Regions from separate parts of the Homo sapiens genome. Here regions 1, 2, 3, 4, 5 and 6 are each linked to region 7. A link is a loop called in an ENCODE intact Hi-C map of the cell type or tissue named here. Cell type or tissue: PC-9. All regions are shown on one strand.

The links. Hi-C counts contacts between places; a loop is a spot of excess contacts. Peaks named below come from ENCODE experiments on the same cell type or tissue, not always from the same donor. Only the 100,000 strongest peaks of a DNase experiment are listed, where the experiment ranks them.
Region 1: it touches region 7 in a loop (8-fold over the local background); 3 of 110 quality-filtered maps call a loop at or near these places.
Region 2: it touches region 7 in a loop (7-fold over the local background); 5 of 110 quality-filtered maps call a loop at or near these places.
Region 3: a loop joins it to region 7, with 5 times the contacts of the local background. A loop is called at or near these places in 11 of 110 quality-filtered maps.
Region 4: it touches region 7 in a loop (5-fold over the local background); 10 of 110 quality-filtered maps call a loop at or near these places.
Region 5: a loop joins it to region 7, with 13 times the contacts of the local background. A loop is called at or near these places in 89 of 110 quality-filtered maps.
Region 6: a loop joins it to region 7, with 3 times the contacts of the local background. A loop is called at or near these places in 19 of 110 quality-filtered maps.

What each region holds. Positions count from the first base shown.
Region 1 is chr5:34,735,031-34,739,030 of GRCh38, reverse strand. The region is part of intron 2 of RAI14 (retinoic acid induced 14); the gene reads right to left. Among named protein-coding and RNA genes, the nearest start is that of RAI14, 81 kb to the right of the region's middle. RefSeq lists enhancers at 1,783-2,322, 2,329-2,829, 2,830-3,330. In PC-9, no CTCF peak of the experiment used is centred here; DNase peaks (open chromatin) are centred at 2,150 and 2,906; H3K27ac peaks cover 2,097 bases.
Region 2 is chr5:34,715,790-34,719,789 of GRCh38, reverse strand. The region is part of intron 2 of RAI14 (retinoic acid induced 14); the gene reads right to left. LOC124900960 (a long non-coding RNA gene) reads right to left here. Exons shown (of 3, transcript XR_007058730.1): 2 at 3,569-4,000; 3 at 1-3,001. Among named protein-coding and RNA genes, the nearest start is that of RAI14, 61 kb to the right of the region's middle. In PC-9, no CTCF peak of the experiment used is centred here; DNase peaks (open chromatin) are centred at 1,919 and 2,269; H3K4me3 peaks cover 1,872 bases; H3K27ac peaks cover 4,000 bases.
Region 3 is chr5:34,685,063-34,689,062 of GRCh38, reverse strand. It overlaps RAI14 (retinoic acid induced 14), which reads right to left. Exons shown (of 18, transcript NM_015577.3): 2 at 2,108-2,191. The coding sequence starts at 2,143. Among named protein-coding and RNA genes, the nearest start is that of RAI14, 31 kb to the right of the region's middle. In PC-9, no CTCF peak of the experiment used is centred here; a DNase peak (open chromatin) is centred at 2,112; H3K27ac peaks cover 2,493 bases.
Region 4 is chr5:34,607,442-34,611,441 of GRCh38, reverse strand. No RefSeq gene overlaps it. Among named protein-coding and RNA genes, the nearest start is that of RAI14-DT, 47 kb to the left of the region's middle. In PC-9, no CTCF peak of the experiment used is centred here; DNase peaks (open chromatin) are centred at 2,011 and 2,421; H3K4me3 peaks cover 287 bases; H3K27ac peaks cover 2,528 bases.
Region 5 is chr5:34,896,577-34,900,576 of GRCh38, reverse strand. It overlaps TTC23L (tetratricopeptide repeat domain 23 like), which reads right to left. Exons shown (of 11, transcript NM_144725.4): 10 at 3,702-3,807; 11 at 66-1,187. The coding sequence ends at 3,799. Among named protein-coding and RNA genes, the nearest start is that of RAD1, 17 kb to the left of the region's middle. In PC-9, CTCF peaks have their summits at 1,888 and 2,092 (motif pointing right); DNase peaks (open chromatin) are centred at 2,136 and 2,746.
Region 6 is chr5:34,820,237-34,824,236 of GRCh38, reverse strand. It overlaps RAI14 (retinoic acid induced 14), which reads right to left. Exons shown (of 18, transcript NM_015577.3): 14 at 2,387-2,505; 15 at 1-1,281. Among named protein-coding and RNA genes, the nearest start is that of TTC23L, 17 kb to the left of the region's middle. In PC-9, no CTCF peak of the experiment used is centred here; no DNase peak of the experiment used is centred here.
Region 7 is chr5:34,521,206-34,525,205 of GRCh38, reverse strand. No RefSeq gene overlaps it. Among named protein-coding and RNA genes, the nearest start is that of RAI14-DT, 130 kb to the left of the region's middle. RefSeq lists an enhancer at 1,652-2,175. In PC-9, CTCF peaks have their summits at 1,695 and 1,899 (motif pointing left); DNase peaks (open chromatin) are centred at 855, 1,915, 2,375 and 3,115; H3K27ac peaks cover 3,241 bases.

The DNA.
Region 1 (4,000 bases), 210 kb before region 7:
AGATTTACAGACTGTCTACAGCACAGATGAGATATACCGCAGGCTGTATACAAGCCCAGAAGCTTCAGCTGCCACCATACTTATCCAGAGAATAACTGATTTTTAAGCTACTAAGGAGGTTTGAACTTAGGGGAAAATTCATCCATATCTTGAGCAATGTATCGATGTCCCATCAAAATAAACTGCAGAATATACAATTAAGGGAAAACTTGTATCTGCATAGGAAACTGTGGTAAGATGGTATCCTCAAGCTAGAAATTTCAGGATATCTCTTAGAGTGTTAAGTCAGAGGGGACAAATTTGAAGGAAGGCCAATTGGACCAGTGATGTCAACAAGCTGCCTTCTTGTCTGCCAGGAAAATGTCTGGAAGAGATCCCAACAAAATCCCATTCACAGTTCCTAATTCAGAGGAATAAAGGGTGATGGTGAGGGTATGTCAAGTCTACCTGATTCCCACTTGGTGTCACCACAAAAGGCACCACACCAACAGCACACCAAGCAAACAAGGGAGGCCAAGAGTACAGGTGTGCGCAGCCAGTGCCAAGGTGCCCAGCAAGAAAAGGGCACTGCTCCCATGAATTCCACACTGCTCCTGGCAAGGAAAAGAGCATCTGGCAGTCACCTCCAATGCACATATTCCTTGGGTGACAGAATTCTGAATTAGCAAAGTGTAGAAATAGCAAACTGTAGAACAATAACTACAGCTTTTCCTTCCGCTTTTTTATTTTGGACAGAAATATTTGGGGTTTTGTTTTTGTTTTTTTAAATTTTAGAGATGGGATCTCACCGTGTTGCCCAGGCTGGTCTCAAACTCCTGAGCTCAAGCAATCCACCTGCCTCAGCCTCCCCAAGTGCTGGGGTTCAGACATGAGCCACTGTGGTCGGCCTGGACTAAAATATTTGAATACAAATCTTACAACTTCTAATAGACCCCATCTCATTCCTCAATTCCATAGCCCTCCCTCTATAAATATGAGCAGACAGAAATGGCACAGTTCCTAAGAAAAGCTTTAGCAGTCCAAAAGAAGAGAAGTTCTTTGAGGAATCAGAGAACATTTGTTCCTGCAAAACAGAATGACTCTAAGAAACCAGACAGGTTTTCTAATGTGTGCTTTCAATTAGATTCAGGAAAAAATATGTCCATGACACTGCTCTAGAAAACAATCTGAAATCAGAAATATGCCAAATTTAAAATGTGTTGGAAGCAGCAAAGAGCAGATTGAGGAATCCAGATAATTTTGAAGCTTTTTTTGGTTTTGTTTTTTGTTTTTGAGAGAGGGTCTCACTCTGTCACCCAGGCTGGAGTGCAGTGGTGGGCTCATAGCTCACTGCAGCTTCAACCTCCTAGGCTCAAGCTGTCTTCCCACCTCAGTTTCCTGAGTAGTTGAGACTACAGGTGCAAGCCACCATGCCCAGCTAATTTTTAAATTTTTTTTTTTTGTAGAGATGAGGTCTGTGTTGCCCAGGCTGGTCTCAAACTCCTAAGCTCAAGCGATCCTCATCTTGGCCTCCCAGAGTGCTGGGATTACAGGTGTAAGCCACCGTGCCAAGACATCTAAAGAACTTTCTCCTAAAGGTGGTGATCTATTTGGAATGAGTAACAGGTAGTAATTCCAATAACTCCATAATTACCCACAGTATTTTTAAAAACCAATCTGTTCTCAAGACCTTCCTTCAAAATTTTACGCTAATACTACTTTCCTTAACTTGTCAAAAATCCTTCAAGCCCAGCATAAATGCCAGCACCTTCAGCCTCAGCACATCCTGCACTACATTAGGAGTATCTGTGTGCTTACCTGGCCTCTGAATTGTTCTATTTAGTATCCTGGCTGTACCAACCATTTTGGCACCAGAGACCAGTTTCATGGAAGACAATTTTTCCATAGACCAGGGGCCGGGGGAGATGGTTTTGGGAGAAAACTGTTCCACCTCAGATCATCAGCAATTAGATTCTGATAAGGAGTACTCAACCTAGATCCCTCACATGATCAGTTCACAGTAGGACTTGCTCTTCTATGAGAGTTTAATGTTGCCACTCATCCGACAGGAGGCAGAGCTCAGGTGATAATGCCTGCTTGCCTACCACTCACCTCCTGCTGTGCAGCCTGGCTCCTAACAGGCCACAGACAAATACCAGTCTGTGGCCCAGGGACTGGGGATTCCTGAATTACTCAATCACTAGCAGGAATTCTGCACATTATAGACAGCAAAGTAAAACATGGCAAACATTGAAAAGATCATTCTTACAAAGAAAGTTGTCGATGTAACCCTAAAGAACTCTGGTGTTTTTTCTCACTGTTATCTCAATTTGTTCAAACCCACATTCTGGCTGGGCATGATGGCTCATGCCTGTAATCCTAGCACTTTGGGAGGCTAAGGCAGGAGGATCCCTTGAGCTCAGGAATTTGAGACCAGCCTGGGCAACACAGTGAGACCTCATCTCTGTCAAAAACAAACAAAAAAGCTAACCCACAATTGACACAGACTTTTAAGAAAATGCTCTAATTTAACCTGAATATCAGTCTACTTAATGAACGGCTTTACAAAGCATTTCCATAACTATGGAAATTTAGGGCAGTTTGGAATTAAAAAAAAAACAAAAAACACTTGCCATTTTGATTTTTATTTTGAGATGGAGTCTCACTCATTGCCCAGGCTGGAGTGCCTGGTGGAGCGATCTCGGCTCACTGCAACCTCCGCCACCCGGGTTCAAGCTATTCTCCTGCCTCAGCTCCTGAGTAGCTGGGATTACAGGCACACGCCACCATGCCCAGCTAATTTTTGTAGTTTTAGTAGAGACGGGGCTTCGCCATGTTGGCCAGCCTGGTGTCGAATTCCTGACCTCAGGTGATCCGCCCGCCTTGGCCTCCGAAAGTGCTGGGATTACAGGCGTGAGTCACCGCGCCCAGCTGAATTTTTCTTATACATTGCAAAGCACAGTCCAGCCCTGCCCCCTACCAAAAGGTTGAAAACCACCTATCGAGACCTGCTGTGAAGTTTAAATGAGATAATGCATAAAAACCATAGTATGTGCCTTGCACATATTAACTGCTGAGTAAAAGTTCACTATTTTGTCATGATCACTTGTATCACGTATTCTGCACTCTGTGAGGTCCTATGAGTACCACAGGAAAACCACAGCCAAGTTTCCTAACTCGCAGAGCTTATAGGCTGATACTGGAATTGTACAGACAAAAAGATGCAGTCCTATGACGGCACCATTTCTCTGCATGCTAAAACTCCACTCTAATTTATCAAGCTCTAGGCACTTAAATAAACCCTGCCGAATTAATTTCCCTGAAGCACTTCAATGATTCCAACAAATTACAAAATAGACCATAAGATGAATAACATTTGGAATTTCTTTATACAAGTTAGAGTGTTCACATTTTCTAGTTTTCAAGATGATGACTACAACAACTTTCAAAGTTACTTGGAAGATTTATGTTGTAAGAAAGGCACTTTTCCAAATTACCACATGCATTTGTAAATGCCAAGTAATATTTAGTGCATTCAGTTGTTGAAATATAAGCCAGATTGTGAAACTTACTAAAAGCTTTTACGTACAGAGACTTTAACACTCAGAGATGATGAAAAATGTAAAAAAATCTTCAGTAATTAAGGACATAGGACACCTAAAATGCTAAAGACCTGGTGTAAGTATATATTCTAGCTTTTCATTAAGTTTGATAGTATAATTTCTTTACAAAACTTTTGCATATATAAACAAGATTCACCGTAAACAAGTTTCAAAGATACAGAAAATTTAAAAATAAAAATGAAACCACTATCAGTCCTATCACTCAAGAATTACCCTGCCCATTTTTTCTATCAGTCCATATTTTTTCTATGCATATAGCAAATATTTTGCTCAACAGCCCAGTTTTCTCACCAAGTAACATATGCTGAACTTTCTTCCTATCAATAAAGAGCTGCATCAACATTCTTTAAAGCTAAACGATATTAAACATCTAGGTTGCCACCAGGTTTTCATTATAA
Region 2 (4,000 bases), 190 kb before region 7:
CACCTAGCATATAGCGCAGAGTTCAGTTACTGACATGCCATTGACCAGACATCTAAAAGCCAGCTTTTAGATGAAAACCCAGGCTCCAGTTCAAAGCTAGAAGGTGACACGTGCCCTGGGACAGAGTTCAGATACTATATTTCAGGTCTTTGTGTTAAGGTCTTAGCTTTTAGTCCAGCGTGCAACCACGGTAACTCAGGGAAGAGCAGTGCAAGGACATTCAAGGAGTCCCTTTCTATAAATTTACAAACTGCTCACATACCGTGGCAGAGATTTTCCACAAAGGGTGCGGTAAGATTTCTGTTCCCATATACTCTCCAGAACCACCTTGCATCAAGAGGCATAATCTATTTCTCCTCCCTTTGAATATGAGCGGGATGTTGTGACAATCTCAATGGATGGAAGGTGGCAGAAGCGATGCTGTATGATTTCCAAGGCTAGACCATGACAGGGGATGGATGAGGTTTCCGTTTAGCTCTCTCAGGATGTTTCCTTTTGGAACCCAGCCACCATGCTGTGAGAAAGCCAGGGCCAATGGGGCACCAGCGTTCTGGCCAAAAGCCTCAGTTAAGGTCTTAGGTGACAGCCAGCATTATCCGTCAGATGCTGAGGGAATGAGCCACCAGGTAATTAGCCCCCATCCTTTCAGTCTGCCCAGCTGAAGTTCCACAACACGGATCAGAGACGAGCTGTCCCTGTTGTACCCTGTCCAGAGAATTGGTGAGTGTAATAAAGATTTGTTTTACGCCACTAAAAGTAGTAGTCATTTGTCAAATAGCTCTACTAACTAGAACATACAGTACCGGCTAAATGAATGCTCAGAGGCAGAAAGAATTAACTTATTGATTTTCATCTTGTGCATTACTGGTCTTGAATCTGTCCTGGAGGTGGGGAGAGTAGGCAAGAAGTGGGGAAAAAATTTTAAGTGCCACCTTTCCTGCGCAGGCACTATTCATGGTACAACAAAACTTCAATTCCTCCAAAACCCCTAGGAGGTTAAGTCTTCATAGGAACTGATCTCCATTTTAAAGACGAGGAAGCTGGGGCACAGCAAGGTTTAGTAACTTACCCAAGATCATACAGGATGTGGTAGAGTTGAAATTTGATCCCCTCTCTGCCTGACCCAAAATTCACAATCTTTTGATTCTCCCAGTAGATCCCAACCTGGGGGCTTTGGCCCTGAACTGAGAACGGGGGAGGGCAGAGGAGGGTCCTCAGTTTGGTGGGGACGAGAAAAGATCCTGAATCCCTGAGCACCATTGTGTGTAATATGCTACATACACACAGTTTTCAAATATAGTAAGTTCCATGATAATTGTAATTCAAATCCACTTAATACATTTTGATCTCACCATTATGTGTCTTCTCAACCAACAGATAACAGAACAGCTAAAAGTTCTTAAAGATCTGTGAACTCTGTGTATGTTAGAACAGGTTTCTCATGTTTAAAAATGTTGAGAACCACTAACCACGTACCTTATGGTGTGTAAATTAACATTCATGCCTGATCAGTTGGACAACTGTGTTACCACAAGAAAACACAAGAGTTGTAAATCACCAAATTCATCTGCATTTATTTACTGAAGGTGGTTACCACGTGTTCTCTCTTAAATAATGGGCAGCCACAATTCACTAATTTGCTAGCTGTTGTTCCCATCGGGCACTGGCCAGCATTCCGTCCTGAGGAAATGATGATATACTGTGCCTTCCCATTTTCCACACCCTGCAGCCAGTGACAGTGATTGTGGTCAAAAGAGAATGAGCTTTTCTCCATCCTCTCCTTGCCTTGCCTCTGTCCTTTAGGATGTCCTACTGAGTAAACATTCTGCTTCCCTCTGAAAAAGAAGCTTAAGAGCAGGGTTGGAAGGATGTGGTGGTGACAGGCTTGGGAACAACTTCATTACCCATGAGGAATGTAGAGCAAGTTCACTGCCCTCCCTGAGAAACAGGAGCCGGATCTGTGCTCATGAGGAAAGAATGCCAGTACTTAAAGCCTTCTTCTGACAAAAGACCAACAACTTCAGCAGAGTTCTTTGCCCTCACATTCACAGGGGATGTGGAGCAAAAGACACAGAGCCACCCCTCAGCCAGCAAAAGACGGGCATGGGTGGGGTGACTGGGATTTGCACTCTCTTCCCACATCTGTCTTCTTCAGTTGCAGTAATCAGAATTCACATCCTTAAGGAGGCCTTGCTCAGGGACTACACGTCTTACCTTGTAACCATCCCTACCCCTGCTCTCTTGCTGTCCTTAAGCTCTTGAATCACTGCATTCCACAAGGATTCCCCCCCGCCCAAAATGGGCAAGTTAAAGGAGGGGAATTACAACATCCTAATGAAGTCGGTTAGGGTCAAACAACTAAGATATTCCGCCTCATAAAACTGCATTGTATTAAAATTGCATCCATATTTTTAAGCCTATATTTCTATATACCAAAACCCATGATTTCTACTTGTAAGCTGTTCAGCTCTGGTTAAATGAGGAAAGAAGAAATTAAGAAGTGTGCTTTTCAAAATCTTGATTCTTATTATCATTAACTTTAGCATGCCAACAATTCAAAGACTTTTTTGCGGTAACTCTTTAAAATAAATAGTCTTAAAATGAACCACAATTAGTCACAGTATAAGTCATAAATGAAAGAAATGCATGTGTTTTATCCTACTAAATGCACAACTAAAATCCATTACACACAAACACACACACATGCGCACATACACATACATAATGCTGAATATATAAACATACAAGTTAAGATTTATATACTGGCCACCAGCAGTGAGAGAACATTTCTCCTGACCATAATAAAGAAGCAGCATTTCACCTATTACAAAAAATACATTGTGAGGGGGATGAGGCTGCAGCCTGCAGGATCCTCCATCAATCTCCACTAAAATCTTGAAAATCTACCAACCACAGTGGAAGGCAGAAGAGGAAGAAAACTCTTCTCCATGGATTTCTGGCCTAACCAGGGTCTCTCCCTTTCCTCTCAAAGAAGAAAGACCTAGAAAGCAGGAGAAAAGAGTGAAAAGATAAGAAACGTGCGAGAGAAGACATTTTGAGAAATTAACCCAAAACTTGACCGGGCGCAGTGGCTCACACCTGTAATCCCAACACTTTGGGAGGCTGAGGTGGGTGAATCGCTTGAGGTCATAAGTTCAAGACCAACCTGACCAACATGGCGAAACCCTGTCTCTACTAAAAATACAAAAATTAACCAGGCATGGTGGCACGCACCTGTAGGCTCAGCTACTTGGGAGGCCGTGGCAGGAGAATCACTTGAACCCAGGAGGTGGAGGTTTCAGTGAGCCGAGATTGCACCACTGCACTCCAGCCTGGGCAACAAAAGCGAGACTCTGTCTCAATTAAAAAAAAAAAAAATTAACCCAAAACTTGTAATTAGCTACCCACATGACAAAAGCTACTGACCACTCCTGACTTTCCTCAGCATCTTTTCTGGATGGAGGCAGATCAGCTGACCCAGGAGGTACAGGGGAATAGCCCAAAGGGAACTGTCACAGCCAGGGAGCCTCAGCCTCACCTAGATTATCATGTACAAATTTCCACTCACCTCAAAAGATGTAGGCATGTAAATCCACCTATACTTGTCCTTTGAAATCTGTGCATTTTTTATAATACCGAATATTTGCCTATTTGCCTTGTCTTTTGCCACAAATAACTGCAGATGTATGTTATCAGGCATTTCCAATGTTAGAGTTCTTTACAGATTTCAAATTCCTAGAGGACAGGAAATATGGTTGTTTTTCTTGCACTGTACTGTAACTACCCACATATTGCATACAAATACATAAATTCCTGCCAGGAAATGCTTTTTCTTTTTTTAAAAAAGCCTCATTTCCTTTAAAGTGTCCAGTATTGTAAGAATTTTGGGAAGACTGATGATTACATCTTTATAACTGAGGTTAACTGTGATTCACTCATTCACTCATTCATTCGACAGTTTTACTGACCACCTCTTATGTGCCAGGCTGGAGAATGAGCA
Region 3 (4,000 bases), 160 kb before region 7:
GCTCTTGAATCAGACTGCCTTAGTGCAAAAACTGGTTCTAGAACGTAAAGTTCTAAGAACCCAGACAAATGACTGCATGTCCCTAAGGCCTTAGTTTCTTCGTCTGTAAAATGAGCTTAATAGTAATACCCACCACATAAGATTTGTGGCAAGATTAAATGAATTTCACATGAAAAGCTTAGTATACCTCTGGACATTTGGTTAATACTTCCTAATGGTTAATTATTATTAGCATTATTATCATATGGTTGATTAACAAACTAGGCTTTGAAATGTTTTTGTTGTTGTTGTCATTTTTTATTCCCTCCATTTAGCTGTACGGTTCTGTGCTTGGGGAAACAATTTGGATGTGGAGAGCCATTTGAAATTGTTGGGCTCCATTATACCAATTTCCTCCTCCCCAGGCTCTCCTCCCCCAGGTCTGCTTCTCAACATTTCTTCTCTTAGCACTAACTGCCAAAATCATAGCCTTTTCTGCTGCCAAATCCCAGAGCTTTTACTAGTGTTATTACAGTGGATTTTTTTAAATCATGGAAATATTTCAGTTTTTCTAACTAGATTCCAGCAACACCCTCCCTACTGCCACCAGTTTTTGATTTTTAAACCAAAAGTTTATGTGCCTATCATTCCTCTGGGCCCCTGTTCATATATATATGGAAGTCTAGACTGATGAAATTTTGCTAAAAATAATCTTAACCTATGTAAATGAAAGCTACCTAGATTCCCTTGGAATAGAAAAAGACATTTGTTAACCTGGTCACAAAATTTAGAAACCCCTATCTGCTGAATTGGGCAACATTTTCCATTTAATTGCCTTTTTCTCCTTAGCTGAAAGCCACGGGAGATATGTAGGCTGCATAACATACAGCCAGCAGACGATGAGGTTGAAGGAGGTTTCTCGGAAGTCGGATGACCAGGACTTTCACTCTGGCCAACAGCTAGTTTTCTGTCTTTGTCGAAGTCTCTTTGCACTCTATGAGTTTTATTTAATTTACCTAAAGGATAAGAAGGTAAGATCAACTTTTTTCATAACGCTTCCCAGTTCTTTCTTTAAGTGGGTCGGTATTTTACCATCATCCCATAAGCATCTCATCTAGCCTGGGTTTTATCAGGGCAGTAAGTTACATGTCATGATGCAGCCTCAGGAGATAAGCTTCAGCCAGAAGTAGGTATGCAAGTTACATATCAGCCATAAAAGACACAGCCTCCATTTATTGCAAAAATGCAGCTGTGCCAAGCTGTCAAAATATAATTCACGGCAAAGCAATAAAATCCAGGTTCATCTTTAATTACCTCGCCTGAAATGATAGCTGAACAAGCCCATTTTGAGAGTGACATACCTTGGCTTCCATCTAATTCCCTTCCATTAATTTCTCCCACTCCACAACTCTGCTCAAAGTATCTGGAATGCAGCTAATACAAGACTGGGATCATAGAAGGGTTTATGGGGTGACCTTTTAAAAAAATATTATCGTGTACAACCCCTCTGCTATGTTTTTCTCCCTCTTCTCCTGGGGGAGACTTTATTTCATAACTCTGACATCATAACTGCTTCCTCCAATCCAGAGTCTTTTATGGATTGGTTAGATAACAAATGAGTACGAGTCCCTGGAATTCGGGGGGAGGAAAGGTACGGGCAGCAGTAGATACCATTTTACCACAAAACCCTTAACAGAGAGTTGAACACGTTTCCTAAAGCCAAAGATGAACCATGCTAATATGTCATTCCTAAACCACCCGCATGAGAGAGACTAGCTTCTTCTAAAAACGACATTCTGAATCAGGATTTCTGGCAACTTTAGAAATGTTGAGGTTTTTACTGATTCTTCCTTTGAAGATGTTTAATGTGACGGTTCCTTTCTCTACAAGGCACAGATCCCCAAAATTAAAAATAAAAATAAAAAAACATTGTTTTTGAAAGCTATGCACACAAACAGCAAGGAACCTAGAGCATGCCATCTACAGAAGCTACCCTGAGCTGGGGCCAAGAGCACTTGAGTGTCTGTAGTTTATTAACCCAACAGCGCCTTATCAAGGTGGGGAGGAGCGTTTCTGCAGCTCCATGGAGAAGAAGGAACAGCCAGACTGTGAGTCACCGCATACTCACGTCACTCTTCCTGAACTTCGCTTTCAAGCTCTTCATGTTTAGTGCATTCAGCCTTCCAAAGCTCTAGAGGAGACTTTTCAACACCTAAGCAGAGAAAAAAAGGACATATGTAGGTTTCCAAATAAGGTATTCTCTCCTGATTGGATTACAACTTGGGTCATGGGAAGGAGACAGAGCAGGGTTGCGTTGGGAAGGTGGTCAGTTAACAGCTGAGGAGTGGTAAATAACATATTTCCACTTACGATATACTTCCTAGAAGCTTCTGACATTTTCAAATTAACCAAAACCTTAATTTTTTCCTTCTTATTAATATTTATTTTAATTGACAAATAAAAATTGTATATACTTTTATGGTGTAAAACATGACTTTTGAAATATGCATATATTGTAGAATGGCTAAATTGAGCTAATTAACATATGCATTGCCTCACATACTTATTATTTCACTGTGATGAGAACACTCTAAATCTACTCTCAGGAATTTTTCAAGTATACAATACACTAACTATAATTACCATGTTGTACAATAGATCTCTTCATCTATTCCTCTTAACTGAAACGCTGCATCCTTTGACCAACATCTCCCCATCCACCTCCCCCAACCCCCCACTCCCACATCCCCACCCCTGCTCCTGGTAACTTCCATTCTGTTCTCTGCTTCTCTGAACTGGACCTTCTTAGATTTCTATATCAGTGAGTTCTCAAACATTAAAAGTAGAGCAAGTCTAAGTTACTGCTTAACTGTCACTGTACAAAATGCTGTATCTCTATGTTCAAGTCATTCCTCAACATATCTTCTGTGCTGCAATCATGCCATCCACCTCCTTGTGAAAAGTGATGAGGAAAACAGTTCATATTCCAGATGCCACTCATTCCCTATTTATTTTTCTCAGTGTTTGTTCCCGTCTCCCCTCCCCAGAATGCACAGGGCAGTTAGTGAAAAATGCCAGGAACAACAAAACCTCCCTCATCAAATAGCTCATTCCTCAGGGGGCCTCTCTAAACAATGCAAGACTCTCAGGGTCTTGTGGGACTCAGCAATTCTGAGTTGAGCTGAATCTTAAGCAATCACTTCATTTAACATGGGTCTGTGGTCCCCTGGAAATGGAATGTAATTATCTTTTAGCAAGTATACATTTACATTTTTCAGGGAGGAAGGTTCTGAGTTTTCACTGGATTCTACAAGGTAGTTGCCACCCTTCAAAAGTCAAGATTGCTCATCTAGTCTAAGTGCCTCATTTCACAGAAGTAGCAACAGAGCCTCAGACAAGTTTAGAAACTTGCCTGAGTCACAAAGCCTATTCATGATGAGATTCAGAACCAGACCCTAAGGCCTGACTAGTGGCTGAATGTTTTCACTGCCCTATATAGTTTTTTTTTTTTTAATTTCAATAGTTTGGGGGGTATAGGTAGTTTTTTGATACATGAATTTCTTAGCAATGAATTCTGAGATTTTAATGCAACCAATATGTTGTCTTTTATCCCTCACCTCTCTCCCAACCTAGTCCTGACAGTCCATTGTATCACTCTGTATGTTTTTGCATCCTTATAACTTAGCTCCCACTTACAAGTGAGAACATACGGTATTTGGTTTTCCATTCCTGAGTTACTTCACTTGGAATAACGGCCTCCAGTTCCATCCAGCAATGCCCTATACAGTTTTACAACTAAAACCAAAAAGCCAAATCCTGTGCTAAAACATGTATAGACTTTATCTTTTTTTTTTTTCCTTTTTTGTGGCGAATGGGGTCTCACTATATTGCCCAGGCAGGTCACGAATTCCTGGGCTCAAGCTATCCTCTGGCCTCTCCCTCCCTAAAAGCTGGGATTACAGGCATGAGCCACTGTGCCCAGCAAACATGTACAGACTCTACCTTTTTCATTAAATTTGGA
Region 4 (4,000 bases), 86 kb before region 7:
GGATGTGTGATGTACAACATCTTTAAAGACAGATCTCCCCTGTGGGTTGTAGATGATGCTCCAAGAATACATTCTAATGTCCGGAAGAACCATTACCCACTGACATGCTGGCAGTCATTTTCAGGGACTAGTGGCTTGGGTCTGTGGTTTATTTTCCTACACAAAAGTGCAATGGATTATATAACCTTTACAGTGGGCAGTGTTAGAATTCCCATGGTACGATGGCTTATCCTTTTAAAAATGTATTAAATATAAATGAACCATTTACCATTAACCATAGTATATATTGTTTTCTTGCTTTCATCTTGTGTCTTCTTTCCTTTTCTCGTCTACACACCACTGTTTTCTTTTTCCAACCCCTTGCCTACATACTTTTCTTTGCCTTAAGAGCTTATGTACACATCTCTTTTTGGTTTCCTTTGTAACAACTCCAACACATTTCCTTTTATGTTTTGATTTTTTGCTTAGCTTTTTCTCCCTTGTTTTTTTCACCTCCCCCCAACCAAACCATGTTTATTTCCATTTTTCTCTCAATGGTCTAATTTCTCTCCATGCCTGTCACATTTCACTGAGGTTTGCTGCATGATTAAAATGAAGGAAGCCTTTTCTTCTCATGCTTAAAAAGGAAACTGCCCACTATATAGTTTCAGCTTATCCTAAATGACTGCCTCCCTTGAATAGGATCCCTAGCTCTTTCTTGCAAAACCCAGCTCAAAGAACAGCTTTGTGCTCTGTATAGAACACACCAGGGATATGTAGGTTCAAGCTATGTTGTTCTGAATTTTCAGTGTTGCTTTGTTGAACATTAAGAAGCCCCTCATCACTAGTGTCACCTCTTTCTCTCTCTGCTTCTGCCATTTACAGATGTTTTCAGCTGGCATTCACCCTGCTTGTCAAAAAGGAAATTGGTAGCCCTAAACTCACTGTGTTAGTCTGTATTTTTTGCACTGCTATAAAGAAATACCCAAGACTGGGTAATTTGTGAAGAAAAGAGGTTTAATTGGCTCATTGCTCTGCAGCCTGTACAGGAAGTTTGGCAGCATCTCTTCTGCATAGGCCTCAGGGAGCTTTGACTCATGGTGGAAGGCACAGCGGGAGCAGGTGTCTTACATGGCAGGAGCAAGAGGATGAGGGAGAGAGGGAGAGGTGTCACACACTTTTAAACAACCAGACCTCACAATAATACACTCACTCACCATCACAAGAACAGCACCAAAGGGAGATATCCACCCTCACGATCCAATCATCTCCCACCGGGCCCCACCTCCAACATTAGGGAATAGAATTCGACATGAGATTTGGGTGGGACACAGATCCAAACCATATCATTTGCTAATCAGAACCCAGAAGATGTTTAAAGGGAGGTGTTAACCTCAAACTATCACCCCTAATGTCTCTCTCGCTTGTGGAATGAAAAGAATGTGAAGGGGCATTGAAAAAGAATTCTGCCACAGTGAATGGTTGTTAAGATGTGGCGTGCATGGTGAAGAACTCACTCTGCTTTTTTATTTTATTTTTTATTTTTTTGAGACAGGGCTTTGTTCTGTTGACCAGGCTGGAGTGCAGTGGTGGGATTTTGGCTCACTGCAACCCCTGCCTCCTGGGCTCCAGTGATCCTCCTACCTCAGCCTCCTGAGTAGCTGGAATATACCATTATGCCCAGCTAATTTTTATATATTTTTTTGTAAAGACAGGGTTTTTTCACGTTGCCCAGGCTGGTTTCAAACTCCTGGATTCAAGTGATCCTCCTGCCTCAGCCTCCCAAAGTGCTGGGATTACAGGCGTGAGCCACCACACCCAGCTGTTTGTGAGTCTTTAATCACGGAACTTGTTTCACTCTGGGAGACTCTCTAGAACATATATATCCATGTGAGGGGGACAGCCTTTGCTTTTTGAGATCTTGCTCAAGTCCATTCTTAAATGAGTGTGCTGGGGAAAGGATAATATAAATCCTAAAAGACAGAGTATCTCAGACTCTCCAGTGAGTCATTTCCTCATTCCCATTAATTGGCTTAGACCCAACTATAGACTGGAATGCTATTTTTATGCATTCGTTCACAACTGAGAGATCTAACACAAGGTTTAAGTAACAGAATCTGCCAATTTGAAGAAGAGAAAGAAAATGCCTTACTGCATATTCCAGTAAATTAGGCTGACAATATGTTTCACATTTTGAAATAATTTTTGCCTTCTAAAACATTCATATATAGGCTGAGAATTTTTGGGGGGATGTAACACTGCTTGGAGATAAAGGGGATATTCTCACTACTATTTCCCTCTACTGTGGCTTCCTTGGTATATTTTTTCTTTGTGCTTGACTTTTTTATGGTGGGGTACATTGAAGCTCTATCAGACACAGTTGCTGTCTAATAAAATGTGACTCACCTCTCCATTCCGTTGTAAAAGTTGAAATGGCAGTAACTCAAGTGTGTGGCTGACTCAGTAATTGGCCAGCATAGCCTTTATTGAAATTATCCTGTAATCTAGAAATTAGAAGTTAAATAGCCCATGAAGTCATCCTGACCCAGCTGTTTGGGGCCATGGTAAGAGTCTCTTCTGGAACATTTTTCTATTACCCCTTCAATTTGGTTTTATAATTATCAGTCACGCAACCACACTGATCATGAACTTGGCAAATTTCTTTTCTAACTAGCTGAAAAACTATAGAACATATCACCTAGCAGCAGAGCACATCTTCTGAGATAAAGTAGCAGTTATTTCTTCAATGAAATAACAGATTGGAGGCCGGTCCATAAAACTCAGGAAAACCTATAGGAAAGTTATGGAGATTGTGCTTGAAGTTTAATCTCGTCAGTGTCTAGTGGAGTAACAAGGTTTATCATGAAAGAAAGTTTGTCAAGGTGTGATGCCTGGACTAGTGGTGAAAGGTCGGTATGTCTAGGGGAAAGAATTGAGCCATCTGACTGTCAATGCTGGGCATGGGAAGACTAGAAGGGGGCAGGAAAGGGAGCCAGCCTGGGAGATTTGGGCAAAGTGAAGTGGGCTCAGTGGGCATTAGTTCCAAAAATGCAGGTCTGGCCATGGCTGCTCATTCTCTGCAAGATGAGCTCCAAATCTCTCGCAATGGCAAAGTGGACTATTAAGATTCTACTCACAGGCATGGTGGCTCAAATCTGTAATCTCAGCACTTTGGGAGGCTGAGGCAGGTGGATGGCTTGAGCCCAGAAGTTCTAGACCAGCCTGGGCAGTATAATGAAACCTCGCTGTCCCTACAAAAAATTAAAAAATGAGTCAAGCTTGGTGGCACATGTAGTCCTAGCTACTCTGGAGGCTGAGGTGGGAGGATCCAGTGAGCCCAGAAGGCAGAGGCTGCAGTGAGCCAAAACTGCGCCCCTGCATTTCAGCTTGGGAGACAGAGAGAAACTCTGTCTCAAAAAACAAACAACAAAAAAAAAGATTCTACTCCACCTCAGTGTTTGTTTCATCCCTGATTCCTTGATCATTCTGTTCCCTCTAGCTAGAATACCTTATTCCCCTGTCTACCTGGAATATTTGGATTTGTCTTTTGAACCTCAGTTTAGCTCTCATCTTCTTCAGAAAGTTTTCATTGAACCCACAGATAGAGGATTCATGCTTCTGCCAGGTGCATGCTTCTATTGCTTTACTTATTTAAAGCAGTGTGATTTATATATTTACTTGATTTATTTGTCTACTTCCTATAATGGACCTTGAGCAACCTAAGGATAAGCTTGTGTCTTTATTCATTTTTATGTCTGCCATGTCTAGCACAGAACCTAGCACATAGTAGAAGTTCATTGCATTTATGGAGAGTGAATGAATGAATGAGAGAAGAGGCATATTTTTAGTACAGTTGTCTCTCCGTATCCATGGAGGAGTGGTTCCAGGACTCCCCTTGGATATCAAAATCCATGGATGCTCAAGTCCCTGATGTAAAATGGTGTGGTATTTGCTCATACCCTACACACATTCTTCCTTATCCTTTACATCATCCCTAGATGACTTATAATACCCAATGCAA
Region 5 (4,000 bases), 380 kb before region 7:
AGACAATGTAAACTTAACGGAATCAATAAATACAGTAATGTAAATGTATTTCCTTATTTTCTTTCTTTTTTTTTTTTGAACAGGGTCTCACTTTCTCATCCAGGCTGGAGTGCAGTGGCACAATCTCAGCTCACTGCAGCCTCGACCTCCTGGGCTCAAGCAGTCTGCCTTCCTCTGCCTCCCAGAGTGCTAGGATTACAGGCAATGAGCCACCACACTTGGCCCCTTATCATTTTCTTAATAACCTTTGCCTTTCTCTAGTTTACTTATTGTAAGAATATATTATATACTATACATATAACATACAAAATATGTGTTAATCAACTGTTAAGCTTATCAGTAAGGCTCCCAGTTAACAGTAGGCTATTAGCAGTTAAGTTTTGGGGGAATCCAAAGTTATACAAAGATTTTTGACTGCACAAGGCATTGGCAGCCCTAGCCCCTGCATTGTTCAGTGGTCAACTGTAGTACATGAAAGTGTTCACCAATAAACTCCTTAGGTATCGCAGAATTTTTTAAAAAGTCAGAACTGAAAGGAATAGAGTTAGAAAAAGGGAAATGGAAGGTAATGGAGTTCCAGTGACACAAAAAACTAACTTAAAGCATGTGACTAAAAGATTTCTTTCCCCCAAGTCATAGATCAGGATCCTAGTTGGGTTTGTTTGTTTGTTTTTTGTTTGTTTTTTTTGAGACGCAGTCTCTATCTGTCGCCAGGCTGGAGTGCAGTGGCATGATCCCAGTTCACTGCAACCTCCGACCCCGGTTCAAGTGATTCTTCTGCCTCAGCCTCCCGAGTAGCTAGGTTTACAGGCATGTGTCACCACGCCCAGCTAATTTTTTTTGTATTTTTAGTAGAGATGGGGTTTCACCGTGTTGACCAGGATGGTCTCAATCTCCTGACTTCATGATTGGCCTGCCTCGGCCTCCCAAAGTGCTGGGATTATAGGCATGAGCCACCGCGCCCAGCCAGGATCCTAGTTTCTAATGGCTCTTGGGTATTTCACCTGGAATGCTGCTGCTAAGTGGACCTTTTTTTCCCAGAGTCCTTAATAAAAAACCGTTGTTTTAGATCTGCCACTGCTATCAGTGTTGAGAAACATTTTGTGGTCGAGAATTTTTATCATCAACAAGGTTGTCTTTATTGTTGGCTATCCTGTATAGAGGTTTTCAATTTGATAACAGAAGACCTAGAGGAAAGGAGAAAACCATTTGAGCATTTTTCTTGGTTCTTGCCTTCTCTTCCTCCATAACTGGCCCTGCCTCCCCCAGCAGCAGATCTCATTGCCTTACCTGAGCCAAAGGCTGAACTTAGCCTGAGGCGACTGTGTCACCATTATTCCACCACATGACTATACTCTCAAAATGCTGGCTCTTCTAATAGGCCTCTAAAATCTTACTAGAGTCTCGGGTTTTCTTCCTAAACAGCAGGGAGCTCTTCCCTTGATTCAGATGGCAAACCAGGGATATTTGAGCCACCTGGATTGTTTAAATCCCAGGTGGAAAACTTATCTAATTTAGGGCCTTTTATATAGTTGATGATTTTCAAGTGGTTTCTTCTCACGAGCTCGGAGACTTACAGCCCGAGGCCCTGTGAAAGATCTCTCTTGCTTGTTTCTAGCCGTTGAGATGTCTGTCCTCTGATTTCCCATTACTGAAGGAGCTGAGCAGGAATTTGATGTATTATGATCCAAAAGACTGCTCCAGAAACACAGTTACTATTAAGTGTTCTTTAGTCACCTCCTATTTCTACCTCAAGCCTGAAAAAAGTGGTTTTCATAGCCCTTTTTTTACTTGAAAAGAATATTTGTTCTGTAGAATATGAAATACAAAATTTTATGAACTTGGGGTTTCTATGCAAGTTGCACTAAAGACAGGCTCATTCTCTATTACTGGACTGTATAAAATATAGAAAGCTATCTGGCACTTTAACTTCCTTTGCAGTAAACCAGGAGATAATGAGATTCCAAATTAGCTGAAGAAATAGGCACAGATTAAGTTAGTTGCCCAGGGGTCTCATAAATTCAGAGGTGGGCAAAGAACTGTAAGAGGGCTGCATCTCTGCTAGGGATAGTAAGTGGGAATCAGCCTCGGGCCTACTTCTGTCGCACCACAAGGTGGCAGGATTCCCCTTGTCTGAAACCTGAAAGGACAACTGATTTCCATAGTGTATATATTATCTTTGAGTTTAGGTGACTGTGTCAGACTGCTTGTCTATGAGACTAACAGTGTTTCCAGAACCTGATAAGTCTATATCTTTTTCGAGATGTTAACCAGCAAAATATTTTCCACATCAGCTTGGTAGTAGCTTTTCAAAATATTCAGCCCCTATCTCCGTTTGCTTCGTGCAACAGTGGTGCCAGTAGAAGGTAATAAAGTCAAAGACCAGCTTTCAGTAAAACTAAAAATAGCTGTTACTTAGTACATGATTACTATGGGGCCAGGCACTCTGCTAAGCACTTTACATATAATGCATTATCTCATTTATTCTCACAACAACACTGAGATAGGTACTATACTTCATCCCCATTTTATAGATGAAGAAACCAGGATTGCCCATAGCTAGAAAGTGGTAGTCCTGGGGTTTGAACTCAGGCTTGCCTGTCTCCAGAACTACAGCTCTTAACCACCATGAATCAAAAAGATTAATTCATAGGGATGCACTGAAGTCATATTTCTATGATCAGATTAAATAGTTGATGAGATAATCATAGTTCATAAAGACTTTATGTCCTAAAGTGGGGCCAAAATTCCTTACCAAACTGCAAAAGTATTCATGTATACCCTCAGGGCAAGTATACACTACACCCTTTGCTTTCAACAAAACCAAACCTTAGTTTCTCTACTTTGATTCTAAAGACAGGGCAAGGTTTTATTTGCCAAAATTTAAATCACTGATCATTTCAAAAAGACTTTAGGTATGTAAAATACAATGGTTTCTAAAAAACTGATTTGCAGCCAGGTATGGTGTGTTCATGCCTGTAATCCCAGGACTTTGAGAGGCTGAGGCGGGAGGATCACTTGAGCCAAGGAGTTGGAGGCCAGCCTGGGCAACATAGTGAGACCTCGTCACTACAAATTTAAAATATAAAAATAAAAATGTTAAAAACCTGATTTGTTCCCAACATGCCAATAAGGAAGGTTTTGTATATATATGTATTTTTTTTAATGTTTAATTTTTTTTTTATTTTTCTTTAGGAGACAGTCTTGCTCTGTTGCCCAGGCTGTAGTGCAGTGGCACAATCTCGGCTCACTGCAACCTCCACCTCCCAGGTCAAGCAATTCTCCTGCCTCAGCCTCCCGAGTAACTGGGACTACAGGCGCATGCTACCACGCCCGGCTAATTTTTTGTATTTTAGTAGAGACTGGGTTTCACTGTGTTTCCCAGGCTGGTCTCGAACTCCTGAGCTCAGACAATCCACCTGCCTCAGCCTCTGAAAGTGCTAGGATTACAGCATGAGCTACAGCACCCAGCCGAAGGTTTTGTATATTAAAAGTCCTGAGAAGCCCTTCAGAAAAGTAACCTGTGTCACTTTGTTTAAACCTGTTTTTTTTGTTTTTTTTTTTCCTTAAATGATTTTTGTCTTTCTGCTACAGAGCCTTTCTTCCTCCCCCAGAGAACTGGCACACATCCCTTGGAATCAGCATTTCTTGCAGCCCCTTTCAGGACATGCTGCCCTGTACAACAGCTGTAAAGTACTTACCATTCCTCCATACACTGCCCTCTGTCATGCTTCTGTGCCTTTGTATGTAGAGTTCCTTCTTCCAGGAATGGCTTCTCTTCTCCATCTGGATGAACTGCTACTTGTCCTTTAAGAAATGGCTCAAATGTCACCCTCTCTATGAAGTGTTTTCCAATTCTCATAGATTGTCTCTCCTTTCATTGCACTGAGAATGCTATTCCAGAACTTAAATTTCATGTTATTATTTCTTCATGTTTTCTCTTACACTAGAATGTTGTCCCCTTAAGATTAATGACCATGTTTTATTTATCTTTATTACC
Region 6 (4,000 bases), 300 kb before region 7:
ACTCTCTAAGGATGACTGGAGTTTTTCATAGGAAGACCGAGGTACCATTGCATCAGTCATAGCAGCTTTCTCTTCTAAGAGTTGTTTCTCCAGCTTTGCTACTTCCACTTCCTTGCTTGCAAGGTGTTCCTTAAGATTGCTTATTTTTTCTTCCATCTCTTTTGCTGCAGTCCGCAGCGTGGTTATCACTTGCAAATGTTCTGTGATAGAGACAGAGTTCTCTTTTTGTGCATCCACCAGTTGTTTGAGCTGGGTCAACTCATTCAACACTTTTGAATACTGAGACTTCATTTCAGACAGTGCATCTTCTGCTTTAGCCCTGGACACGTTTGTCAATTGCATCAGTTTCTCATGCTCTGCTTTATGGATATATTCAGCTGTGACATCCTCTAGAGATTTCCTCTTCCTGTAATCCTCCAGCTCAGCCTGGGCTTCTTTGTACAGCTGTGACAGCTCGCTCACCTGTTTATTGAGTTCATCTATCATCCTATTCATGGCTTCTTTCATGTCCTCAGCTTCATCACTGGCTTCCTGTGTCATCTGACTTTTTAGTGTGTCTTTTAATTTCATGATTTCTTCTTGGGCTTCTTGGTATTTCTCAAACAAAAATGCTTTCTCCTTATTCATATTCTCAATAACAGAGCAATATGAACTTTTCATTTCCTCGTACTCTTCCACAGGTGGCTTAATCACTGTACCTTTCTCCCTCTCTACCAGTTTTTCCTCTAACTCTCTCACTTTCTCTTTATTTCTTTCACTTTCTTCTAATGCATTCTGCAGATCCTGCTTTAGCACATTTATTTCCTCTTCCGTGACCCTCAGCTCGTGGAAATGTGAATAATTATCCATGCTTTCAGGTGAGACAAGACCGAGTTTCATCTGCTTCTGCACACTAAGGACTTCTTTCATAGCCTCCTCGTATTTGCTCTGAGTTTCTTTAAGTTTCTGGCTGAGGTCAGAGCTGTTCTCTGAAATCTCAGTGTTGTTTAAGCATACCAGTTCTGCCCTTCGGGATTGGAGTTCGACCTGTAGCTGTTTTCTCTCTGCTTCAGAGCTCTCTAATCTCTTCTGTAGATCTTGCAAAATCTCTTGCAGTTGCTGAATTCTGACATCATTGTCAGTAGTGGATTTACCTAAAGAATGTATTAAGACAGATGGAGATGATTTGGAGTCTGGGGGAGAGGTTTCACCAGGTTTTCCCAGGGATGGGCCCAAGTCAGTTTGGGTGGAATGGTATGAGTCAAAGCTTAGGTCTGCTTCCGCCTCCTTGGGTGATTTGGCCTAGGAAAAAAAAGCAAGAATTAAATGATATCAAAGGTCAGGAGATTGAGACCATCCTGGCTAACACGGTGAAACCCCGTCTCTACTAAAAAAAAATACAAAAAATTAGCCGGGCGTGGTGGCGGGCGCCTGTGATCCCAGCTACTCGGGAGGCTGAGGCAAGAGAATGGCGTGAACCCGGGAGGCGGAGCTTGCAGTGAGCCGAGATCGCGCCACTGCACTCCAGCCTGGGCGACAGAGCAAGACTCCGTCTCAAAAAAAAAAAAAAAAAAAAAAAAAAAAAAAAAAAAAGATACCAAAGGCGTGGTTAGCTAAGCAAGCAACTAGAATGAGAGGAGTAAATCCGCAACTTTGGTACGGGAGAGTAGCATGATCACTTTGCCTGTGTATTCTCATGCCATGAAAAAAGACAGTCTGGGACATGAGTGGGACTAATGACACAAAGCTTGCTTTGGGTTCTATTGGGACAGACGATTTGTGTCACTTTGAAAACACTAAAATTGTTTTCTCTACAAAGCCTCCAATTCAAAAATTTCCTTTATTTCTTATATCATTCTACTTGCCAAGAGGGGTAATGGATATATAGTACAGCTATTTCTTCTTCTTATTTTTTGGTACAGCCATTTCTTATCAAGTACTTAAACCTGTTAAATGATCAACTTTACTAAATGGATAATATTTTATATATATATATATATATATATACATACACACATACATATATAATTTAAAACGTAAAATTTTAATATATATAAAATCAAAATATAAAATTATATATTATGCATCATTCTATGCATATAGTATATTTTATATAGAATTTTTTCTATAAATTTTGTTTTATTTATATAATTTATTAAACATATAGAATATTTAATACTGATCATACTATGTGTATAATTATTTATAATTTACCAGTTGAATAATTTACAGAAAGAGTTAATGAATAACACTCTCATGAAACAAATAATCTGAAACTATAAGATGCTTAAAGCTAATATTTAAAAAGAAACTAATGTACACATTTAAAACAAAATACATCTGACTACTGAAAAGACCAAGAGCTTGACTCTACAGAATAGTCCATGATAGCAATCTATTTATATACCTGTAATTTATCTTGTAACTCCTTATTGTGTAAGGTAAGGGAAGCAACTTTTGCTTGCAATAGAGAGAGAAGATCTTGTTGGTCAGCTTCAGAACTTATATCCAATAAGCTATCAGCACCTTGGGAAAGAGAAAGCCATTTAAAATATAAAACAATTAAACTCTTATTTCTCTAACCTGAGACAAATTCACTTCCTAGCCTAATCCAGTTCTTCTTCCTGGCCCTAATTATAAAACGCCCTAGCAGCTGGATGGGTGAACTAAAATTTTCATTTTATATAGAAAGGAAACTGGGGTTTCCTTACTGTGGTATTGCTAGCACAATACTAGATACATGTGTACACAAGGCAATCTGAAAATTGATGAATTTGGTCATATATTTCCTATTCATTTGCTTAAGTGTCATATCTTGGTTGTTTTTGGTTCTTCCCTGTGCCTTGTAAGTCTCAGTTATGTGAATCATTTTAGAAATGTCTCTGGAATCTGGTTTATTTCTTTCCCCCTACCACCATTACTGTAGTTAAGACTTTATCACCTTACTTGGAAACTCTGCAAACAGCTTCCCAACAAATCTCTGCCTCTCTCTTCTTCCCAGTGAAACTGTAGCCTGCACAGCAACGTCAGACCAGTCTTCCTAAAACATACTTTGATTGGGTCATTCCTCTGGGTCAAGTGCTTTAATTGTTTTCCCTCCAAAAATAATCTCCAAATTCCTTTATCTGGGTTCAGGCCTCTATGATTTGGCTCCAGTCTACTTCTTCAGGTTCATGACACTGCTACTTTTCTAGATTCCTATTTTCCTCAGATTCATGGTTCCCATCACACCCTCTACATTCTCAACACACGGCTGATTCTTTCATTCTTTATCCACAGGATTGCCCTGCAGAATCTCTCTGCCTAGAGAATTCTTAAGCATCATGTCAAACTTTGCCCAGTCCTTAAAGCATTCAAAGACCACCCTAGCATGAAACTATCTTCTCTTCTCTGAATCCCACAGTAATCCCTGTTGGTAAACCACAACTTTCGGACATCCTACTGATTATCATGCTGAAATTGCAACTTAAGGAGTGCTATTCAAGGTGCTCACAGAGATAGCAAACTTCCTCCAGAATGCAATGCAATGTACTGCTTCCTTCATCTAGAAAGTCCTACAAAAGATATGTCAGCTGAACAAAACAATGTGCTTAGTGAAGTAACTGTGTGAATTTCTGGTCCAAACTTAATATTATTATTACTTTTTGAGATGGAGTCTTGCTCTGTCACCCAAGCTGGAGTGCAGTGGCACGATCTCGGCTCACTGCAACCTCTGCCTCCCAGATTCAAGCAATTCTCCTGCGTCAGCTTCCCAAGTAGCTGGGACTACAGGCATGCTCAATAATTAACTATTACATAAAATCTCAATAATTTTATGTAATAGCTAATTTTTGTATTTTTAGTAGAGACGGGGTTTTGCCACATTGGCCAGGCTGGTCTCGAACTCCTGACCTCAGGTGATCTGCCCACCTCGGCCTCCCAAAGTGCTGGGATTACAGGTGTGGGCCACCACACCCAGCTCAAACTCCTTAATTATTATAAGCTAGTAAATACTTTACCCACACTTTGAAAAGCACTGATC
Region 7 (4,000 bases):
TGAAAATCACCAAATAAACTCTGGATAAAGAGTGTAGGCAATGGCCGGGTGGTGTGGCTCACGCCTGTAATCCCAGCACTTTGGGAGGCTGAGGCGGGCAGGTCTCTTGAGCCCAGGAGTTTGAGACCAGCCTGGGCAACAAGGCAAAATCATCTCTACAAAAAAATAGAAAAATCAGCCAGGTAGGTGCCTGTAGTCCTAGCTACTTTGGAGGCTGAGATGAGAGGATCACCTGAGCCGGGGGAGGTCTTAGCTGCAGTGAGCCATGATTGTGCCACTTTACTCCAGCCTGGGCGACAGAGCGAGACTCCGTCTCATAAAAAAATAAAAAATAAAAAAATAAAAATAAAAAGAGTGTGGGCAGTGAAGGACATGAGAACAATGTCTCACCACAGTGATGAGTGAGCCTATCCTTCACATTGAATCTGTTCCTAATTAAAAATGAGTGTTTGGTGGGTAAAGAGGGTAAAGCTAAAAAGATCTGTCCCTAATGCTTTCCCACTGAACTATTGACTTACCCTGACTACTACCTTGTCAACAATTTATCTCCCCTTTGGACATAAACATTGATAATCCAGAACTGATGTTGCTGTGACTCCAGTAGCACTTGGTACTCAGCTGTAATATGTCTGTGATCAATGTTTTCATCGATATGTAATGCTTATATGCAACCTTAGAACCACTTCTTGTTTGAAGGTCTTGAGATGATTATTCATTTGAAGAGGTCAATACTTACATGACAATATCTTATATGACAACTAAAATGGTTTATTTTTGCAGTTACCAGATATGACAACTTAAGACAACATAGTCTGATGGTGGCCTGGGGCCAAATCAGAAATATCTGTTGGGACACACTCCTAGGCTATGAGTGACTCATAATCACTTTCACTGGCCTTGCTGTAGGCTCAGCCACATATGACCTGCTATGTCTCAGAGAAACTTCTCTCCTTTCTCTTCCAAAATAAATCTCAAAACACCCAACACTCTATGTAAGCAAAGCTATTCAGAGCTTCGCAACTCTCTAGCATGGCATCAGATCCTGTAGAAAGTTATAGGAGATACCCTGGGGATTGAAGATGCTGCACCACCTCATTACAAAAGCTTGAGTGCATCTGACTCTCTGGGTCTCCCTTGCTAGCACAAACCACTCAAGAAATATGTGGCTATGAAAATCTACGATCAATGCTGGCATCATTATATTTGATTATTTCTTGGTGTGTGAATATATATAAACACTATATGCTGAGTGTTCCCCATCTTAGGCATTTATTTTGTAAAGTGATTATATTTGTATTTCCTTCATCTCTCACCAGGCAGACAAACTCAGTTTTAAATATATATTAAATCAAATGAAGACCTATAAAAAACACATCCATCAGAATAGATTAGCGTCTACAACATTGTGCTGTAACATGGTTTTTTCAGTGTGAATCTTGCTTCGAAAGTAAAATGTTGGAAAGCTTTGTTTAAATCTACCAAGCAGGAAAACCAAATGAATACAAAACAAAATCTCAGCTGGCCAATTGTTTCAGACCCAAGACCTGTTCTATTTATTGTTTTTGTAAGAAATAGTTGCCTGGAACATCATTTCTATGGCAGAAATAGTGTCAAGTTCCTAAGGAGAAGAAGTAGGAGGAAGCTCTAAGTGTAAACACCCAAACAGTGGAAGGAAAACCACACATCACTTACTTTGAAAACAGTAGCTGCTTGGGGCCATGATTTTGACGAATCATAATGAGCACTCACAAATTGATTTAATATTAAAATGCATCCAAGCAGACTTTGAAACTATAATTCTCTGACAGTGGATGGACTGATGAAACTCACCAGGAAGGCCAGTTACTCAGGCCTGCGATGTCTTCGGTTATTGAAGACATGTGATTGCCACCTAGCGGCCAACATTAACTTCACCTGGAAGGTCGAGCAATTCTGCAGCCCACTTTGCCCAATGCATAAGGACAACAGTACCAGTCTTTGTCAGTACTCAATTCAAATTCCTTAACACTTCCTCTTTTATCACATCTCTTTGTTCTGTGTAAGTCACCTGTTTACCATCTCTAAGACCAAACATTTTCCTTCACTCCATGTCATTAGTCCCAGAGAGCCTAAGAACCTATCTGCAAAATTCCCTCCATAGTTCTCATTCCATTTCCTTTTTTTTAAACCACAGTTGTTCTATTGGTAAGAAGAAGGGCTCCTGCCTTCATTTTCTCCACCCAGCTTCTTCCACTTTCTCTCCTCCTATTTCACGTCACAAGACACAAGGGCGTCTTGAGAGAGAGGCTTCTGAAAGAAAGCTTGGTAAGGATAACTGAAAACCTGAGAACAATAGTGTCAGAGGCTTTTGAACCAGAGCAACTCCATCTTGAAGAGGGGCTGGGTGAAATAAGGCTGAGACCTGCTGGGCTACATTCCCAGGCAGTTAGGCATTCTAAGTCACAGGATGAGACAGGAGGTCAGCACAAGGTACAGGTCATAAAGACCTTGCTGATAAAACAGGTTGCAGTAAAGAAGCCGACTAAAACCCACCGAAACCAAGACGGTGGCGAGAGTGACCTCTGGCCATCCTCACTGCTACACTCTCACCAGCGCCATGACAGTTTATAAATGCCATGGCAATGACAGGAAGTTACCCGATAAGGTCTAAAAAGGGGATGCATGAATAATCCACCCCTTGTTTAGCATATCATCAAGAAATAACCATAAAAATGGACAACCAGCAGCCCTCGGGGCTGCTCTGCCTATGGAGTAGCCATTCTTTTATTCCTTCACTTTCCCAATAAACTTGCTTTCACTTTACGGACTTGCCCTGAATTCTTTCTTGCACAAGATTCAAGAACTCTCGCTTGGGGTCTGGATCCAGACCCCTTTCCGGTAACAGCAACACTCCTGTTACTTCACCAAGGAATTATAAGTAAATATTTCTATGTTACCAAGACTGACAAAGTTCAAAAATAATAATGCTGATAATACAGCTGTTTGTGGTGAAAATAAGTGGAAAATGTGTTGGCCAAGCTGGTCTGAACTCCTGACCTCAGGTGATCCACGCCTTGGCCTCCCAAAGTGCTGGGATCACAGGCATGAGCCACCGCACCCAGACCTAGTTTAGTCTTTGTGTTGACAAAGCACAAAGATGAAACTATTTGCCACGCCCCTCCTTCACCACAACTGGACCTGCTCTAACCTCCTCTCTGCCCTGGTCTGAGCCTTGGATCCTATCACCTTGGCTCCCTTGCCTTGGTTTCTTGTTAGGTAGAATCAGAGCCAGGCTCCATCAGGAGAATGGAGGGCAGGAGGAAAGAGAATTAGGGTGGAGGGCAGAGGATGCCAGGGTGTCCTGTCCCCCATGCTCCCTCCCAGCTTTGAGCCTTGCTTCTGGCAGTGACTCTGTGACTCCCGCTTCTGGTAGAGGCCTCACCATGGCTCCAGGCCTCACCGGGCTCCATTTCCTCTCTCGTTTCTTCCGATTTAGGGGAGGTAGCAGCTTCCTGCCGTTGCTCCTCTCTGGGTCTTCATCATCTGGTTACTCCTTTCACCCTGTGCACCTCTGTGATTAAACTCTCTTCATCTAAACCACCTGAGTTGAATGATTTCTTCTGCTGGGATCTTGATACAGTTCCTATTGTTTGTTTTCCTTTTAATCCAGTCTGATTTTCCCTCTGTGCATCTGAACACATATTATTTGAGATGGAAGCTGTCACCTGGGCTCTCGGGGCGGGAGGGGGGGAACACTCTGACTTGTTTTGTTTATTTATTCTGGAGTGTGCACTTGCTAATCCACGTACCAGAAGACATATGTACAGTGACCTTACTTTTCCAATTAAGTGGACCAAAAGGAAATTTTCCTTTTTTTTTTTTTCTTTTTTGAGACAGAGTCTGGCTCTGTCGCCCAGGCTGGAGTGCAGTGGCGCGATCTCGGCTCACTGCAAGCTCCGCCTCCCGGGTTCACGCCATTCTCCTGCCTCAGCCTCCCAAGTAGCTGGGACTACAGGCGCCC